5 separate regions of the Homo sapiens genome follow, and regions 2, 3, 4 and 5 are each linked to region 1. Evidence: read pairs that join two places in POLR2A ChIA-PET (ENCODE). Cell type or tissue: A673. All regions are shown on one strand.

Region 1 (4,000 bases):
GACGTCCCAAAGTGCTGGGATTACAGTGTGAGCCACTGCGCTTGGCCGCCCAAAGGGTTTTTGAATTCATCACTCCCCAACCCTGGCCTACAGGCCTGAGCTTAAACTCTGGATGTGCCACTTCCTAGCTGTGCAGGTTTAGGGAAGTTACTTCATCTCTCCGTGCCTTGGCTTCCATGTCTGTAACATGGGAATCATCACAGTACCTATCTTAAAAGTGGTTGGGGAGATCAAGAGATATCATGCACACAGATCATTTAGCAGAGAGTTTGCTCAAGAAATGATAGCTATCATCTGCTCGTTCTTATTGTTGTCATCATTTAAAAAAATTCCCATCCTCTCCCATTTCTGCTACCCTCTATACTTGGGCCAGCCCACTCATCTCTTCGTGTTTACACCCAGCTCTTCCTGCAATGCATCGCCTCTTGTCTCTGCCAGTAGCCCAGTCACTTCACACCCTCTGAGCTCCAGCGACTCCTCCTCTGAGAAACCTCTTGGGTCCTAGTGTTTGTAGTTTGTCTCATGCAGTCCTCCTAAAACCTTGCGAGTTCTCTTCTCCCCATTTTACAAATACGGAAACTTGGGCTTATAAAAATTGATTTGTCCAAGGACACAAAGCTTTCCAGGTCACAAGATTTCAAGCACAGGGCTCTGTGGTCCTCAGGCTATGCTGATTTATCACTGTCTCTCCCCACACATTTCACCTTATTTGTGCACTGTTCATTGACCCAGTCACTTTGTGAATTCTTTGACAGGGGGGATAAGACTTATTCATGTCTGCATCCCCAGCATCTAGCATAATCTTTGACATAGGCAGATACTCAATAAATACCTGCTGAGTGAGTGAAGGAAGAAATAAATTCCATATACATGAAATAAGAGAGTTAGATGTGAAGGAATCTCTAAGCTCCTCCATAGCTCTCAAAAGTCTAAGTCACATAATTTATGGAAATTTCTTCCCATCAAAATCATGTTAGGAAAATATAGCAGTGAGTGGTGCTGCATGATTGTTAATATAATTTGCAATTTCCATAGCTTCTTATGGAGACATGAACTTAAACATGCACAGAGGTTTGTCAAATATCCTATGTATCTGGAGAATCCTAGGAGAATCTCAGAGGGGATCAACCTGAGGAACGTCTTGAACTGGGGTGAGATGTCCCAATAGAAACAGTGTCAGGGCCGGGCACACCTGTGCTGGGTCTTTGCTCAGCTGCTTATTGACCTCTAACCTTCCCCAAGTCTTGGCTTCAGTTTTTTCATCTGTAAAATGAGGGCAAGGCAGAATGGGGCTATGGCAGAGGCTATGCCTGATACATGGATGACTCAAGATGAGTCGCTTTCCTCTTCCTTCCCTTGTAATTTCCTGGCTCTGGCAGGTAAGGTACCTGTTAGTCCATCTTTCAACTTAATGTCTTTGTCTGCTCTTTGTTGCCATCTGGGGCAGCATCCAGGAGCATTCACTGAACATCTAAAGGGTGGGTACAGATGACAGAGGTTCATGGAGGTCCCAGGACGGTGCCATCACTTCCAGCTGAAGGCTCGACTCAGCTGTGAACAGTGAGGACTTCAGTAGGCAGAGAAGGAAAAGGGTCAGGCACAGGAATTGGGAAACAGATGGCATTTCTGAGGGTCCAGAGGAGAAAAATGCAAGCACACCCAGGGATTGTTGGTAGACAGTGTGTTTGTACCTGGGGACTGTGTGTGCAGAAGAGGATGGAGGGGCCAAATTAGGATGGTGGGAGTCAGACCAGAGTGGGGGGCATCCTGTTCAATACCATGGGGCCTACAAAGGGGCTGAAAATTCGTCTTCCCCGTTTTCCTTCCTCCCTCCCTCCTTCCTCCCTCCCTGCCTCCTTCCTTCTTTCCTTCCTTCCTTCCTTCCTTCCTTCCTTCCTTCCTTCCTTCCTTCCTTCCTTCCTTCCTTCCTTCCTTCCCTTCATCATTCCTCCCTCCTCCTCCTCTTTCTTCTTCCTCTTTTTTTCTCTCTCTCCCCATTTCAGAAGGATGGAGCTAATTCCAGAAGGGTGGAGTTTAATCCAAGGTTAAAGTTGGAGGACACAAAAGACAGATCTCAGCGGGGTTCTGAGTGGGTGGGGGAAGGAGAAGAGATCAAATTAGAAAAGGATTAAAATATCAGGGCAGTTTCTGAATCTTGAAACTAAGTGTTAGTCTGCAAAGGACAAAAGACAGAATCCCAGTATCCTCTTAAACATCGCCTGTCCCCTGTTTCTTTTCTGTCTCTGCCTTTGGATGCCCCTCTGCTGAGGGGCAGGGCCTCTCAGACGACACCTTTCCTGACTTTCTCTGTGTATCCAAACTCTCAGATGACATGCATTTGATTTCTCCCAGTTTTAATTTTAAGAAAACAAGAATGCCCTCCCTCTCTCCCTCCCTAATTTCGTCCTTCCTTCCTTCCTTCCTTCCTTCCTTCCTTCCTTCCTTCCTTCCTTCCTTCCTTTCCCCCTTCCTCCTTCCCATCCATCCATTAGGCACTAATATATGGTAGTAGAAAATGGGCATGCAGGGGAGAAAGGGACAATTATTTATTGAATTTAGAGTTATCGATGTCATGGAGGCTAGGGGATGAATCCTGTCTTCTTCTAGCTACTGTTTTCTCTGTCAAGTCCCTGTGTCATTCAGAAACCCAGCTTTGTCATCTGTAAACCAGGGTTGATAGAGCCGACCTTGCCAGGTTCTTATGCAGGGACTCACAGGAACCATCACCAAATGCTTTCGCTGGAGATGTGGGCAGGAATCTCCTCCCAACAACCCATGCACAGCAAAGGGGTTATTTGTATACTTTTCCAGAATGAGAATAGGGCAGGACTGCACTGGATCTGCTCATTGGGAAGTCAGAAGTGAGATCCCTGAGAGAAGATTCTCTTTCTCTTGAAGCGTTTCTGGGGAGCCTCATTTTGCTTCCCAGATAAGATAGAAATAGATAGGTAGATAGATAAGACAAATAGATACACGGATACAAGGTTAATAGATACATAGACAGATAAATAGACAGACAGATAGATAGATGAATGGAATAAATAGATAGATAGATAGATAGATAGATAGATAGATAGATAGATAGATAGATAGATAGATAGATTAGATAGATTTGCTAGAGGCCAGACTTGGCTTTGAAACTCAATGTATGACTGCTGCCCCCTGCCCAGGGACGTCTTCCCCCGGTGGGACAGGAGAGCAGTGAGTTCTGCAAGGTGTGTGTGTGTGTGTGTGTGTGTGTGTGTGTGTGTGTGTGTTTTCTGAGACATAGTCTCACTCTGTGGCCCAGGCTGGAGTTCAGTGACACGATCTCGGCTCACTGCAACCTCTGCCTCTCAGGTTCAAGTGATTCTCCTGCCTCAGTCTCCCAAATAGCTGAGATTACAGGGATGAGCCACCACACCCAGCTAATTTTTTATATTTTTGGTAGAGATGGGGTTTCACCATGTTGACCAGGCTGGTCTTGAACTCTTGACCTCAAGTGATCTGCCTGCCTCTGCCTCCCAAAGTGCTGGAGTTACAAGGCATGAGCTACCGCATGTGGGTTATTCTTGAAAGCAAAGTGTGTGCTCAGAGGCAGAGCCTGGGCTCCACACACATGATCTCACAGCAGCCTGATCAGGGGATCCTTTACCCTGTTTTTCCAGATAGGGAACCTCAGTGGCACATAGGCAAGCAAAGAGCTTATCCAGGGCCACACAGCCAGCGGGCAGAGATACATGGCAGCAGACAAGTGGCCCTGGCCATGCAGCTGCCTCACCTCAGCTTTGATCTTAGAGGAAGAAACTCTGCCTTCAGCCTGGGCCTGTGCAACACACACCTCCTAAACAAGAAAACAACCAACAATGTGGGGAGCATTGTCTCCAGTGACCATCCAGGGCCAGGGCTGGCTTTGGGGTGTATCCTCAGGTCAGCTGCGATATGAGGAGCTGCAGGTCAACTGCAACATGAGGAACATCGACAGGCCCAAGGTCTTCCTTTTAAAGAGCTACCATTTAGT
Region 2 (4,000 bases), 150 kb after region 1:
ATTCTAATCCAAGCAAAATTGAACCCTTCTCCACCCTTCCAATTTGTGCTTGTGCTCATTGAAATGTACCATCACCGCTCCCAGAACTCACGGGCTCAAGACTTCTATGCCTGTCTGCTGAATGATCCTGGCCAACTGAATGTCTCTGGCTCTCAATTTTTTCACCTTTCAGATGGAAGGGTGGGGCCGAGTGATCCATGCCACCTGCCTGGTGTGAAGCAGGCACTAAGGCAATGACTGCTACACACAAGTGATTCAAGGTCAGGTGGTCATGCATGGCTATTTCCCCTTTGACTGTGCTCAGAGGTGTTCGTACCTGGAATAACACTGTTGCTAGAATATCCCTGTCCTGAAGGGCCTCTGTGTCTCCTTACCTCTGCCAGTGAAATATCAGTGCTTTGCACAGTCTAGGAATTTTTGGCTGGACCAATGTCCCCATCTCTAGAAACACGTGCCTGTGGACAAATTAAGGCACCTACGTTTTTGTGTTCTATTATTGTTTTCTTAAAAGCCATGGAGATTGAGCTTTTGCATCCAGATCTTCCTCTAACCAGCTGTGAACTCAGTACCTGCTCCTCTCCACTCTCTGTGGTTCAGTTTCCTTATCAGCCAAAAGGAGAGAACATCATCTAGTTTTCTGGTGTGGACACGATGGGTGATCAATGAGTGTCAGGCACCTTGTAATGTATGGTGTCTGGCCTGAGGAAGGTACTTAATGAATGCTATTAACTGTTCTGATCATTAGAAATTATGCTTAAAAGCAGGCTGAGAAAAGCAAACTCTCTTCTCTACCTACTAAGCACTCAATGAGAGGCTGTGAATAACTGTAGAAGGATGAATGCAGGAGCAAACTCCAGTTATGACACTTCCTCCCCAAGCTCTCTTACTCACATAGCATTCAAATTGCTAAATTCTTTGAAAAAGCACTAAGCACTCTTCAAGTGGAGGTGATGTTGATATTTTTCACACTTTCAATTTACGAAAAAACAATAGCAAGCATTCTTTCATCTGTTTGCCATTGAGCCTGTGAAGTAGGCCAGGTAAATATCATTACCACAAATCCCACCTCATCTATAATATATCTGTATCTATTTCCATGTCTATAGCTTTTCCATATCTATCTTTATCTCTTTTCTGTTTCTATAGCTATGTCCAGATTTCCATATCTATATCTTTTTTCCATATCTATATTCACACGCATACCTATACCTATATCTATACGTAGATCTGCATCCATACTTATTTTTATTCCTATATCTTTATCTTTTCCCATGCCCATATCCATATCCACATCTATATGAGGAAATGAAGTCAGGCTCAGCAAATAGACCAGCCAAGGTCACCCAGTTAGAAACAGAGCTAGTGAGGCTTCAAGTTTTTTGGCTACAAACTCGGCTTTTTGCAACTTCTCCTATGCTAGGCTTCAAATAAACAGGATTATTAAAAAGAAAAAAAATAAAGAAATATGAAAAAGAAAGAGAAAAAAAGAAGAAAAGGAAGGAAAGAAGGAAGGAAGGCAAGAGGGAAAGGAGGGGAGGGAGGGAAGGGAGGAAGGAAGCAAGGAAGGAAGGGGAGGGAAGGGAAGGAAGGAAGGAAGGAAGGAAGGAAGGAAGGAAGGAAGGAAGGAAGGAGCAAGCATTATAATCTCTTTATCTTCTATTCACAAAGCCCAGTATATGGCTCAGGCCTTTGTCATCTTCACTTCCATTAACTGAATTTTTTTTTTTTTTTTGGCGTGGAGCAGATGGGGCAATGGTCTTCAAAATGTCAAATCACTGAACTATTATGTGTCATCTATCGTTCTTCATTATCTATGTCTTGTTGCTTAAAATTCTTAGAACGGTTTCTAAACACTATATTTTTTAAAATTAGAAAATACAATAGAGCTATTTTTCAGGGGGTGGTTAGAGAGCTGTCATATTGTTAGCAGCTACCCTTAAGAGATTATTCCAGGAAACTTACTGTGTGAATGCAGGTTTAAACCAGGTATGTTTTAGGAGACACTTCCTATTCAATTTCTTTTGTCTTTCTTTTCCTATTTTTTTCTTCACTTAGAGTTTTATAACAAGACTTGAATAAACAGTATACTTGGACTGCCAGCACGATTAAAATTTATATCAGTTTTGCATCTGTTTGGAGAGGCAGAAAGCAAATCTCTAATTTTAAAACAAATTATCGAATATTTCAAGAAGTCAGAATGAAGATTCCTCTTCATTCTCTTAAAACTTTAAGAACTGAATTGCTGTGAATTATCCATTTGGCAGAATTTCTAAACAAAATTAATGTATCTGATGCAAACACAGGGCCTCCTGCTTCTTCTGTTCATTAAAGCTTATGTATTTGCTCAGTTTTACAACAATAATTTTCAGGGTCAGTTTTCAAGCTCTCCTAAGCTCACTTTTTTCCAAATGTGAAACTTATGGAAGGAAGAAAGCATACATACCTTGTTTCGAAAATTGAGTATTAATGTTCTGAAGAATATATCTGAAGAGTATCTTCTGGGCTAGAGGTTTGAAAAACATCAGCTGTTTTTCCTTGTGTGGGGTTTTTATTTATGCTCTTCTTTTAAAGCTATTTTTGGTCCCTTGAATTTAGCACAGGTTGCTTAAAAAAATCAAAAGCAAATATAAAATTTACCTGGAATCTTCTTTAGGACACAAATTAAACCATATTGTAGTTTTGTTTTCTGTTTTTGCTTTTAACTATGTGAATGGTTAATGCCGTCTTGTATTTTCTGTTGCCTAACTTGCAAAGAGACGCATTTCTCACACAATTCATTTACTCTCTCCTTATTTCTTCATCACTCCCTTGTCTTTGCAGAATTATTCAACTCAGACTGCCATGCAGAAGAAAAACCATGAACCCGTAAGTGTTACATTTTGAAGCAAAAGTTTATTTTTTCAAAGTCCATTTTCCCCCTTAGAAAGAAATATCAGAGTGAGAAATAGCGAGTCTCACATTATCTAAAAAGCGACTCTCTCCGGTTTTTGTTCCATTTATTGAAAACTCCAATTTCTTTGCCTCGGGTTCTAATTTATTTTGCAATTCGCACAGTGCACTGTAAACATAATGTAAAGTTTTCAAAGCTTAATTAACAGCTACAGGATAACGGCAGGCCAAGATTTTAAAGGCATTTAAGCTTGGCTCCAAGAAATGAAGAGACTTCCATTCAGGAAGCTGTGAACTTGTACCTCTTAAAACAATAAAACCCGTCAGATCCAGTACTTTGGCTTGCCTTGAATGCCAAGACCGGCACACCTGCTGGCTTAACCCCATCCCTCCGAGGTGCTTCTCGAGGGAGTCCTTCCTGTTCTGGAGCTGTTTTTCTCTTGGGGAGATGAGACAGCAAAAACAACAAAACCAAAAGAAACAAGCGAAAAAAACCACCAAAAACTCAACCACCCCAAAACTAAAAACTGTATATTTTAATCAAAGGTTCAGAAAATCCACTTTCAAATTCCACAGGGATGAGGGTTGGGATTCAGGTATCTCGGCAGAAGGATAGCCAACTGAAAAACCAACCCAAGTGGATGGGAAGAATTGACACAATCTCTCAGATCTGCAGTGGGTTCAGAAGAGGTGCTGCGTTATCTGTAGTGTTCCAGTTCTGCCATTTCCTAGGAGAAGTGCTTGGTGTGGTCACTTACTCTTTCTTGGCCTCAGTTTTTTCCATCTGTAGAATGGGACTGAGAAGAAGAATATCTCTCACAGGTAGGACATTGCGTTTTTGTGCTGCAAACGATTGCATAACTGTCCGGAGAATTGGGTCAATCTCTGGCTTAGTCAAGACCCAACAGTCTTGGTTTAACCGTTTTGTAGTGAGAGGGTTGAATTCTGGCCTCTGATATTTTTCCCAGGGCCTGTGGAGGGAGTCACGAAGGTCAGCCCCTCCGGGCTTCCTGTTCACCGAGGGTCTCTACTTAGACTTTTGGCCGGCTCATCAAATGGGGATATGCCCTCACTGTGCTGACTGAAAGGCAGTGCTTGCCACATGGAACAT
Region 3 (4,000 bases), 88 kb after region 1:
CTGAGCTGCCCTCACAGGAGCCCCAAAGCCACAGTGGCTGACCTAGATAAGGACACATTTCTTGCCTGTGCTACCCCTCCCTGGTAGGGGGTGCTGCATCATTTTCACCATGGGGTTCAGGTTGAGGGAGGGGACCCAGCCTGGGACTTCACCAGTCCTTAGGAGGGAAGGAAAAGAGAACTCAGTGGAGCTGTGAGATGACTCTCAAGGATTCTGTTTGTAAGCGGCCTACAGCCATCCTGCCCACGTGTGATCAACACAGTCAGTCACACGGCTGCACCTGAATCTAACAGGGTGGGGGAAAGCATTGTCCTCTCTTGTCTTCTGCGTCTCATGCCTTTAATGCAAGAATCCCATAACGGAGACCCTTCACCCTGTTAAAAGCTAATTACAGCATCAAGTTAAGTTGAACCGTTTCCTTCGATGAATGCAATAGTAGTATTTGTTAGTATTTTGGGAAGCCTCATAGCCTTGCTGTGCCCACAGTTATAACTGGAGGTGCCAATATGTCATTTCCTAAGCTGTGACTCTTCCCTCACTCTCATCCCCTTATCGTTCACCAATCTTCCACTTCAGGTCTCACCTTCAATGTCACTTCTTCCAAGAAGCCCTCTTGGCCTCTACACAGTTAGTACTTCTGGTCTCGCTCTCTGTAATTCTTCTTCAAGGCTAAGCACTTGGCCAACACCCATTTTTTGGCCAGACTAAGGAAGGAAACAGTGTCTGTCTGGTTCAGTGCAATTCCCCCCTGATCATAAGATGAGGCTTAATATATCAAAGGCACTCAAAAAATATTGTTTGAATGAGTAGACAGCTCAAAACATGAACACATAACTCATTCTCAAAGGATATTATTTTCTTATGATGTGTTTTAAACAAACAAAAAAAAGGAACTTTAAATTTCTGTACCCAAACCCTGATGGGCTCTGAGATTTGCCTGTCGTTTTGTGTATTTCAATCCCCTAAATTAGGGATTGTGGAAAGACTGGCCAGGTAAGTTACTGTTCAGATCAGGACCATTTGTGAGAGTGAAGTGTATGTGTGTGTGTGTGTGTGTGTGTGTGTGTGTGTGTGTTGGGGGGAGGGCAGGGAGGTCTGGGGGGTGGAGCTTATCACTAATGCCACCCTCTGGGACAAATCACACAGAACTTGCAAGGTGGAAAACAACACACACACGTACACACACCCTTTCAAGAGTTGTCCAGGCCTATTTTTCTTTTACTGTACCCCAAACTCCCTTGAGCCTTTTGTTTTATGAATTGGGCCCTTCTATTTTACAGCCAGCACCATTTGCACTTACTGCAGAGCTGTATTATGGCCAAAGACTCTTTTTATTTTTTTTTATTTCTTATAGTCCTGGAACATGGCCCCCTGGAGAATGTCACTTCACAAAGCAATGGCCAGTAAACTTGGCTCATGCGTCAGCGAAACACTTCCAACGAAAGTGCATCAACTTCTGTTCTTACACATTGTCGTCTTTCACCTTAACAAGCACACCCCAAAAAAAGTCCTCTGGTTTCTACGGCTTGTTAGGTCTATCATCTTTTTAATTAATAGTGTTTTTACGAAGCCGTCTGAACTGTGTCATTTCCATTATCAGAAACGCATTGCCATTAATGAATAATTTTCATTTCTGATCCCTGGTATCATGCTAGTTGATCTCCTGTTTCCATGCCTTCAAATGATAGCATCGTTTTCTGCCCACGATCAAATTTAATTTGGACTCTGATTATATTATGCTGTTGCGACTGAAGTGTCAATTTTTGTCAGGCAATTAGGAGCTATAACCTGTGAAGTTAAGTTTGATAGGCATTGTAATTGGATTGTTACAGTAATAGCCTGGAACGTTCCTTTTCCTCTTGCTTCTTTGATTCTTGATGCATACTCTCATCGTGAGAACAAAGACATTTGGTTATTATACAACCTTAGGATGTTTGAGACAACAAGATCACAAGTTGAAGTTTTTGCAGTGGAGTGGGCTTCGATGTAACTCGAAGTGTGGGACGTTGAAAGTTTGAGAGATTTGGAAAAAATTAGAACAAAGGGAAAGAAGTATCACAGAAAGCATTGTGTAAGAAGAAGTTAACAGGTCCCCGAAGTTCACTTCAAGATTCCAGATAAGTTGCAAACAAAGATGAATCACAAATAGCTTAGAGTCACCTGAGAGTTCCTCTCTTCCTCCCTCCCTCCCTCCCTTCCTCACTCTCTCCCTCCTTCCCTCCTTCCTTCCTTCCTTCCCTCCTTCCTTCTTTCCTTCCTTCCTTCCTTCCTTCCTTCCTTCCTTCCTTCCTTCCTTCCTTCCTTCCTTCCTTTCTTCCTTCCCTCTCTCCCTCTCTCCTTTCCTCCTCTCCTCCCATTATTCCTTTCTCCCTCCCCCTTTCTTTTCTTTCCCTCATTTCTACTAATTTATTGACACTGGACTAAATACATTAAATATTGTCATGGAAAAGACAAGCCCTCTATCCTCGTGTGGTTCATGGTATAATAGGGGAGAGATGGAAAATGTCACATCAACAGAATGATGTGACGAGATCCTTTAACAGAATACCTGCGTGTATCAGCAGATTCTCACTTGAAGAATGGGAGCTTGCCTGCAATGGGGAGGAGAGGAGAGGAGAGTGGTGCAGTGTGTGGGCACAGCTTTTGCAGAGACCTGGGCACAGCAAGGATTTGGGGCCATGAGGGAGTGGCGAGAAGTGCAGCAGGATGGGTGCCTGTGATGCAGCAGGATGGGCGCCTGTGAAGCCTGTGATGCAGGATGAGCACCTGTGATGCAGCAGGATGGGCGCCTGTGATGCCTGTGATGCAGGATGAGCACCTGTGTTGCAGCAGGATGAGCGCTTGTGATGCCTGTGATGCAGGATGAGCACCTGTGTTGCAGCAGGATGGGCTCCTAGCTGCCCGGGTGGCAGGAGGTGGGGCTGGAAGGAAGTGGGGCAGATCACAGGGAAGGGGGAAGCTGGCCCAGGCATCTGGATTTTATCCCAAAGCTCATGAATGTTAAAAGGCAGGTCCGAGGGTACCCTGGAGGACTTCCATAGCATCTTTATCAGGCCTGATGCCATGGCCCCTAAAACTCATTTGCTTTATTGCTACCCGAATACCCTTTACAAATGCAAATCCGAGCAATGAGCACACTGCCTGCAACCCTCAGGGATCCCGACTCTTACAGTGAAGACAGAGCTCTTCAATACACCCTGTGGAAAGGCTGGCCAGGTAAGTTACTGTTCAAATCAGGACCATTTGTGGGAGTGAAGTGTGTGTGTGTGTGTGTGTGTGTGTGTGTGTGTGTGTGTGTGTGTGTTGGGGGGATGGCAGGGATCTTTAGGGGGTGGAGCTTATTACTAATGCCTCCTCTGGGACAACAGGTGTCCTTGAGGACTGCCCCAGGAAAACCAGGAGGTGGGGCTTGTATCCTTAAGGCCCACATGGTCCGCCTGCGGCCTCTTTTTTTCACCCCTTCTCCCATTTGTCTCCTCCCCAGCTCTCAGCTGGCCAGCAGCACTGAGTTTCTTTTTAGTTCCTCCTACCCCCTGAAAGCTCTCTCTTGCCACAGGGCCTTTGCACATGCTGTTTTTGCTGCCTGAACCTTGGCCCTGTAGCCTCCCATTCATGCCCAGGCTTTCTGGCCACCTGGCTTCCAAGAAGGGAAAGGAGGTTAGGTTTTTCTTCCCACTCCTTCTATCTTTGCATCTTTTGCAAGAGCTGCATCCTTCACAACTTGGGTCCTACCTGATGTCTCCTCCTGTACAGTTTGCCTCCAGTTTCCTGCTCTTGTCCCTTCAGTCCTAGGGGTGACAACCACTCCCTGATGCTTCCTGTCTCTGAGCCCTTGCCATCCTATCTTTGTCCTCTTAACCCTGCTCACCTCTGTTAAGAGTCTTTTCATTAAAGATTCTTCATTTGAACCATCTGTGGCAAATTCTGCTTCCTGCTGGGACCCTGACTACGATGGTGCCTAAAACAAACTGCTGGAGGAGGAGAGAGGTGGGAGCAGAGA
Region 4 (4,000 bases), 170 kb after region 1:
TTTTTTTTTAAGTCTGAACAAGGGCATTTGCAGTATGAAAGTGGAATGTTAATTGAAATCGGACTCTGCCAACAGGAGCTTTGGAAGGAGCCCAATCAGGATTAGACTAATTAAGACATCTTTAAAATTGAACAGGTTGGACTGTCTTAAGAATTGAACCAAATGAAAACTATATGCTCAGGAATGTGACTCTGGAGGTTTGAAAAAGCAAAACAAACAAACATGAAAATAATTATGGTAAAGTCAAAGGAAGGAAGAAAAGATACTAGAGCCGTGGACTTGAGCAAGTCATCGTAAAACACCTCGCTGGAAACAAAATATTCTTACATGTGGCTGACACTGGCAGATTGCTTTAGTGTTGGGAAGACAGTCTTTCAAACCGAATTGGAAATAAGCCCGCTGGTGTTATTTTACAGGCCACGTCGGGTGTTTTATAGGGAACATCTTCCCCATACTTGAACTACCATTCCAAAGGCCAAAATATTTAAACAGAGGTCATTTAACATTTTAACATAAAGTGTCATGTACTTGAAAAAAATGGTTTTTAAATGTTTTAACATGTTTTCTCTCTAGGCTTCTCTTCCTTTGTTTCCTCCTGAGCCAATCAAAAAGTCTTTATTTTAATATGTTGCTAAATAAAGTAGTAGTTTTGCAAAAAGCACAGAAAAGACGGCTGATTTTTTTAGGTTGTGTGAAGTACTGAACTGACAGCCTATATTTAGTATAATGATTTATTTGCTCTTCCGGAAAGCTAACAATTTACCGTAAAATTTTGGATACAAAAGGTGAGGTTATACCAACTACACAATATAATCAATAGTGTTACAGTACATCAGAAGATTCCAGTCCTACCGAAAAATATTTTGACAAGAGTTAAAACAGTTAAAACTTAATCGTATTTGCTTATTATCAGAAACAGTAGTATGTGTGCTGACTGCATCACAATAAATATTTCTGTGATTAGGAAACTTGTTATAGTCCAACAGCAAGTTTGCTCAAGCCTTAAATTATTTTTCATAATCTGTAAATAATGTTGACATTACTTTGGCATTACAATAAATATTAAGGCTATTTGGAAGGGAATTTGCTAGTTTAGATGCCTGCCTAACAAAACAAACTTATTTATATTATTGGCACATAAGACAGGGAAACATCACAGGCTTCTGCATTTGGCAAACCAGGCTGACATATTTCACATTATCATTACATTTGTTCTGGGGATCAAAAGTCATATAATTAATATACTAATAAACTATTCTGTAGGGCTGTTTTTCAGAAGAATATTACCACATGCTTTTTAAATAACATAATAACTGAAGGCTTATTCACAATAAATACCAATTGATAATAAAAGTCAACTGAACGGTTTAACCATTTATATTAACAGCAAGTAATGCAAACTTAGCACATGGGGAGGAATAAACAAGGGAGAAAATTGAAGTTTTCAGAGTAATTTTTACAGGCAAATGGATTGTGATTTGTGGGGTAGATAGGGAAAATGAAATCTAGATGCCAGTGGTTACAGGCAGGGATTTTTCTACTAGCTGCAGTGTTATTTTTCTGTACTAAATAAGAGGAAGGAAAGAGGTTATAGAGAAGGGAGAAAAAAATATTTCTTTACAAATGATTTAGTTTTTAATATGAAAAGAAACTGTCCCTGTTTCCTGTTGCACCACCTTAAACTGATCACATTATCCATCCTTCTTTTGGCAAAAAGGGTTAAATCCTGGCTCTGCTACTTGGGTTAGCTTTCAACTTCTGGACCTCCATATTCTTTCTGTAAAACATGGGCATCATTATGGTTGAGACAACAGCATCACAAGTTGTTCAGAAAACTCCTGCACAGGTTTGAAACATCAGCTCCCAAGCCTAGTGACTTAGGGGACACTACTGATCTTTCAGTGAAATTTCCCTGAGCGTTTACTGTGTATGAGGCCCTTTGCTTGGTGCTCATACTCCTGTTTGGTGCTTCACAGTTCGTAAATTGCTTTCTCATACACTGTTTAATTGTACCAAAACATATCTCGATGCTTCGCTGTCTCTTGCATGCCAGATCCAATTCATTAGCACATTCTTTTTGTTCTACCTTCAAGATCTATCCTGTCTTATTTCATTTCCCACCACTGCTTCCTGCATTCTCCCCCACTAGTCCAAACTGCCACCATTTCTGGTCTTGCACCTTCCTGTTTTTCCCTCACTCTCTCTGTCCAGCTGTTCAGACGTCCTCCCTGCTTTTCCTTTTCTTTTTTTTCTTTCTCTTTCTTCCTTCCTTCCTTCCTTCCTTCCTTCCTTCCTTCCTTCCTTTCCTTCCTTCCTTTCCTTCCTTCCTTCCTTCCTTCCTTCCTTCCTTCCTTCCTTCCTTCCTTCCTTTCTCTCTCTCTCTCTCTCTCTCTCTTTCTTTCTTTTGATGAAGTCTCACTCTATCGCCCAGGCTGGAGTACAATGGCACGATTGCGGCTCACTGCAACCTCCAGCTCCCAGGTTCAAGTGAACCTTTTGCCTCAGCCTCCCCAGTAGCTGGGATTACAGGCACACACCACCAAGCCTGGCTAATTTTTGTAGTTTCCTTTAGTAGGAATGGGGCTTCATCATGTTGGCCAGGCTGGTCTCGAACTCCTGACCTCATGATCAGCCTGCTTTGGCCTCCCAAAGTGCTGGGATTACAGGTGTGAGCCACTACACCTGGCCCCTTCCTCCCTGCTTTTCAAAGGCACAGGCATGCGCCTTCATCCCCAAGCCTTTGCTCTTAGCCTTGGGAGAGTCTCTGCAGAAAACCCCACTGCTCATCTCTGGCTTAATTTGAGCCTTTGCTCAGCATCATTTTTGCAGAGAGGTCTTCCCTGATGCCCTAAGGTGGCACTCACCCCTTTTTCTCTCCCTGGCTGTGGTTTAATTCGTAGCGCGTGTCATTCCTTGGGACACACTTCTATGTGGTCTATGTGTCCATCTGTGTGCTCATCGTCACTCTTCTCCTCGACAGTGTCAGCTCTGTGAGCATAGGGCCATTGCTTGTTCAGCCCACTGCTGTCCTATGCGGTGCACCTAGAGAAATCTCTGGTACACAGCAGGTGCTCAATAAATGTTATTTGAGTACAACATAAGGCGGACTAGGAAGATATTATCCCTGCTTTACATATAATGAGTCTGAGGTCCAGAGAAGCTGGTCGCTTACTCAGGCCCACAGTGAGGAGGTGACAGAGCATGGCCTCTGTCTCCAACCCAAGCACTACTGGCCAGCCTCTGCCTTCTGGTGCCTTCTCGTGAGGCCTCACTCTTATTTCCAGTTCCCAGGAGCAGCACTTGATGGGCACCTGCCCATCAGCAAATCTCATGGCGCAAACACCAGAACTCCATCTGTCCTCTCTGTGGCTGCCATTCATATCTCTCTCTCTGTTTTTTTGATATGGGTCAGCCCAAAGTCCTATGGCAAATTAGCTCACTTCCCATGTCTTGATCTTCACTGTGAGGAGTGGCCTGAGGTCAGATCTAATGACGTGGGCCTTGGTGACTATGGATGAAGGTGTCTGGACATGAGTGGCTGGCGAGGCCAGGCATGGAGGAGCTCCGCGATGGGCAGCTTATGCCCTCCATATGCCTGCTGCCCACCATACCCCATGTCCTAATAGAGACTTGCAGACACCTGACTCTGGGTTCCCCAGCAGGGCAAGATTAGGCTCAGAATTGGACTTGAGCCCAGGGAAAAAGGGGGAGTGAGGAAGGGAGTGTCAGAGTCCAGAAATAAAGAGCCGACATTAGGAGCGAGTGGTGGGAGGTGAACAAGGAGTTAGGAGAACGAAAATGACAAGGAACAGAAAAGGGCCCTGCGTTAGGGCGCGCCTAAGTGGGAAGAGTCCATAGATTCTTGTCATCCTGGAGAAAACAAGCTGTTGGGGAGATGTGGGGAGTCTAGCTCAGCGCTCTGCCTTTGACCACAAGATGACTCTTCAGTGCTTATTTTTAAAATCATATCTTTCTTCTTCTTATTGGAAACTGGTAAAGT
Region 5 (4,000 bases), 520 kb after region 1:
AGGCCTGGTTCAGCCTCTTACTAGTTGAATGACCTTGGTCACTTTACTTAATTGTATTATTCCCCACTGTGCTTGTCTATGATTTATGGATTATAATAATGCTATTGTATTCGTTAGTTTTGGTGCATAACCAACCATCACAAAATCCAGCAGTTTAGGCCACAGCCACTTATTATCATGCATGCATCTGTGATTCAGCTGGGGCATGTCTGATCTAGGCTGGACTCTGCTGAGGGTTCTGATTCCAGGGGCAGCTGCCTTGGGTCTTATTCTCACTGCAGGTCTCTGAATCGGGTGGGTGGCTCTGCTCCACGTGTTCTGTGTTTTTGTGGGGCAAGTGGGCTTGCTAAGGCATATTCTACCTATGGCAATGGCAGAAATGCAAGAGAGCAGGCTCCATCTCAAAAGTGCTTTTGAAGTCTCTGATGACATTACAATAGTGGTGGCCCATTGGTCAAACTGAGTCACATGACCAAACTTAGAGTCATTTAGTGGAGAAGTAGACTCTGCTTCCTAGACACAAAGTGGGGGAAAGAGTATATATTTCTGAGCAATAATATAATCTACTAAGCTATCTTTCCCCCAGAGTTGTTTTGAGAATTGCATCTAAAGAATGATATAAGGTACTTAATAAAAGGTTAGGACACAGTGAGGGATCAATGAAGCAAGATAATTTGTTATTAGTAAGAATTCTCTTTACGTGATGGATGATCCAATTGAGGTAGACGTTAAGTAACTTGTCTAGGATTACACAGTGTCAAGTGAAGAAACATGATTTGAAATCATATTGTCCAAATTCCATTCATTTTGATAGAAACCTATGGACCGTTGGGCACTGGAGGATAGATTCTAAAGATCCAATAAAGGCAGGGTACGCATTCTAAATATACAAGCTGGCCCTATTTAGGAAGGCAGATTACTGTCTTGAATGTTGAGAGAGCAAACCTAGGTGAGCAAAGACCAAATCTAAGTCCTGGGAGCTAGAGTAAGAAAATAAATCACTATGACAACTATGCATTGAGACCCCTGTGTACCAAGTCCAGGGTGAGGAGACCAGGGGCCTGGGCCCTCCGGTGAGAGCTAATGATTGTTCCTTTGCTGTGCCTGCTTAAAGGCTCTACAGCCTGACCCCACACACTGGCCCTGGGGAGCGTGTGCCGGCGGCTGGAGCTCTCCCTTCTCTTTTCAGCCAGTCAGTGGGAAGAAAGAGATTTCCTCTAGAACCTTTCATTTGCTAACATTTATTTTCCTCCTCTGATCTTTCTTTTCCTCCCCTGAGGACCTTGAGTTTATAAGTATTAAATTTTTTAGAACTCTCTGAAAGTACTACATTAAATGCAGACAAGGCTGACGGGTTCCCTGGGCATTTGGTGCTAATTTCTAGCATGCCCCTTGTATATTGGCTTAAGTCACTTGCTTATATGTTGCAGTCTACTTCCTGCCCTCTCTTCACTCTGTGCCCTCAATCCCTAGATGGCAAACCCATTGTAACGTTGTACCCAGCACATGCTTTAACCAGGTCACCCATTCAAAAATGGGTGAGTGAATGAATGATGGATGAAAAAATGTGGTGAATAAATAAATGAGTCAACCAATTATACATAAATGGATATATGGGTGAATGAAGAAGTAGATGGGTCAACGGGTGGGTGCCAGAAGGTGAGGGGGAACATAAAAGAGTAGGTGACCTTTAAGCCCCAATTACAATTAGTCTTTGTCAACAACTTTTCTTCTGTTCTCACACTACTAATAAAGATATATTTGAGACTGGGTAATTTATAAAGGAAAAAGGTTTAATGGACTCATAGTTCTACATGGCTGGGAAGGACTCACAGTCATGGCAGAAGGCAAAGGAGAAACAAAGTCATGTCTTACATGGTGGAGGCAAGAGGGCAGGTGCAGGGGAACTTCCCTTTATAAAACCATCAGATCTCGTGAGACTTATTTACTATCATGAGAACAGCATGGAAAAAACCTGCCCCCATGACTCAATTACCTCCAACCAGGTCTCTCCCATGACACTTGGGAATTATGGGAGCTAAAATTCGAGATTCAGGTGGGGACACAGCCAAACCATATCAACTAGCAAGCACATCTTGGTCAAGAAGATCTATTAATTACATTTATTGCATCAACTTTAACTCAGAACCTGTAGGAAGGAGGGGTCTTGCATTTGTGTCAGTAGGGCTGTCTTGGTAGTACAGTTTTGAGGGAGATTATAAAATTTGAGACAAACTCCTGGCTTCTGATAGACACTTGGGTAAATTACTAATACAGCAGGGCAGAGAATTCAAGCATGGTATCTGAACTCATTCAGCTACAGTCTCTTGTTTATCTGTCAGGAAAGCAAATGGAACCTGCGATCTGTGTATTTAGGGGTGTTCTTGAGGGAGATGTTATTGAGGGGGCGGGGCATAAATTGCCATGCAATTCTAATGGAACCTTTCAGACCACTCTGCACTTCTGAGTTGACAGTGACCTCCTATGGCAAGGCAGGACATGGCACTGATACACAGGGAACCCTGGATGGTGACTCCTGGGAGGCACTCAACATGAACTTACCCACTCTCTAGATTGGCTGCCACCTGAATGATCTCTTTCTCCTCTTACTTCCAGTGGAACTCTTTCTTGTAGCTCTCTTTTGATTCTAAGCTGCCTTAGACTCTCACTGACCTTAGACTCTCATTGACCTTGTTGTAGGCTACAGACAACTGGAGAGTAATCTCTGTGTTAACTCATCTCTAGCTGACCAGAAGGTGCTATTTTAGCTGACTGTGGGATAATGGTGACAAGATGTCATTTCCAACTATGCTGATTCTTCTGAGCGTGCAGGAGCACCTTTGTTGGAAAAAGTGATGGGAGATTAGAGAGAGGAGAAACCACTAGAGTAGACTCTGGAGTGGCCGTGGAGTCACATCTTAGAAGTGATGGCATCAGAGCTGGGCTGTTATAAGTAAAAACAACTTCAGAGTGCAGGGACGGAGAGAGAAGGGGTTTATGGCAGAGGGTGGGAACCCACAAGCAACATGTAAACTGAAAGGAACCAGATGCTTAGGGTATGAGATCTTGAGAAGGCTGACATGGTTAAATCAGTTCACTCCCTGGGCATGAATGAAAAGTCCAAAAATTATTTACAAAAGCATCCACTTGCATTTCATTCCCAAGTGGTCTTTTAAATGCCCAACAGGATTTGGTAGGTTTGGTGAACCCAGCCAAGCTCCATCAAGCAGTAAAAGACTCGAGTGTCGTATAACACAGCCTAGTGGAGTCTACTCCACAGTTCTGCTCATGGCCACTGACATGTCCTCACCCTGCAACTTCATTCACCAATTCCTTGTTTCTAGGTGTTCCAACCTTATATAGGAATATCTTCATCATGTTCTGCTTCTCATTTCCATCTCTGTAGTTGAATGTGGTCTTCTCTTCCTGGGGGATGAAGGATTAACTGTACACATTTACTTTCTTGAGGGCCTTTTAACTAGTTGCCTGGCTTAGTCTATCTTTTTAATGCCTCTGATTACTGGGGTAGGGGATAGGAATTTTGGTCATAAGATGTTCTAAGGACATACTTCTATCTGCATAAAGTATTTCTAACATGTAGAGCTTAAATAAATATCCTTCTTCTAAGTCCTCATGTCCTCATGTCTACACTGACTATCGATATAAGACAGCCATGGGAAATATGACTAGAAAGGCAAGTAGAGGCCATTACTCAATTGCTAATGATGGAAACACACAAACTTGTCTGAGATCTGGACTCAGTAAATAGCATATAACATGGCATTCTAGATGATTTTCTTCAAATGATAGTCTGAGCATTTTCACATGGCATCATGAATTCTCAAAGTCATAACATAGCCCTGACTTTGAGCTTCATCTTCTATCTCTCTTCACTATTTCATTCTCACTTGAGCCACATGAAGATATTTATCATTCCTTGAACATGCTGAGAACTTGCAGAATTTGAGACTTTGTGATGTTCTTCTTGTAGCTTCATGTG

Evidence for each region. ChIA-PET counts read pairs that join two places held together with the same protein. Peaks named below come from ENCODE experiments on the same cell type or tissue, not always from the same donor. Only the 100,000 strongest peaks of a DNase experiment are listed, where the experiment ranks them.
Region 2: POLR2A ChIA-PET joins it to region 1 with 156 read pairs; 1 of 35 experiments calls an interaction of 5 or more read pairs at or near these places.
Region 3: POLR2A ChIA-PET joins it to region 1 with 6 read pairs; 2 of 35 experiments call an interaction of 5 or more read pairs at or near these places.
Region 4: POLR2A ChIA-PET joins it to region 1 with 15 read pairs; 1 of 35 experiments calls an interaction of 5 or more read pairs at or near these places.
Region 5: POLR2A ChIA-PET joins it to region 1 with 9 read pairs; 1 of 35 experiments calls an interaction of 5 or more read pairs at or near these places.

What each region holds. Positions count from the first base shown.
Region 1 is chr14:97,064,174-97,068,173 of GRCh38, forward strand. No RefSeq gene overlaps it. Among named protein-coding and RNA genes, the nearest start is that of LINC02304, 89 kb to the right of the region's middle. In A673, no CTCF peak of the experiment used is centred here; DNase peaks (open chromatin) are centred at 458, 1,758, 2,328 and 2,568; H3K27ac peaks cover 4,000 bases.
Region 2 is chr14:97,214,031-97,218,030 of GRCh38, forward strand. No RefSeq gene overlaps it. Among named protein-coding and RNA genes, the nearest start is that of LINC02304, 61 kb to the left of the region's middle. In A673, no CTCF peak of the experiment used is centred here; DNase peaks (open chromatin) are centred at 881, 1,641, 2,365, 3,261 and 2 weaker places; H3K4me3 peaks cover 1,742 bases; H3K27ac peaks cover 4,000 bases.
Region 3 is chr14:97,151,954-97,155,953 of GRCh38, forward strand. It overlaps LINC02304 (long intergenic non-protein coding RNA 2304), which reads left to right and starts at 2,904. Exons shown (of 2, transcript NR_146554.1): 1 at 2,904-3,216. RefSeq lists an enhancer at 2,468-2,637. In A673, no CTCF peak of the experiment used is centred here; a DNase peak (open chromatin) is centred at 2,458; H3K27ac peaks cover 3,134 bases.
Region 4 is chr14:97,233,448-97,237,447 of GRCh38, forward strand. No RefSeq gene overlaps it. Among named protein-coding and RNA genes, the nearest start is that of LINC02304, 81 kb to the left of the region's middle. In A673, no CTCF peak of the experiment used is centred here; DNase peaks (open chromatin) are centred at 90, 214, 2,124 and 2,464; H3K4me3 peaks cover 371 bases; H3K27ac peaks cover 4,000 bases.
Region 5 is chr14:97,582,258-97,586,257 of GRCh38, forward strand. No RefSeq gene overlaps it. Among named protein-coding and RNA genes, the nearest start is that of LINC02291, 100 kb to the right of the region's middle. In A673, a CTCF peak has its summit at 2,480; a DNase peak (open chromatin) is centred at 2,434.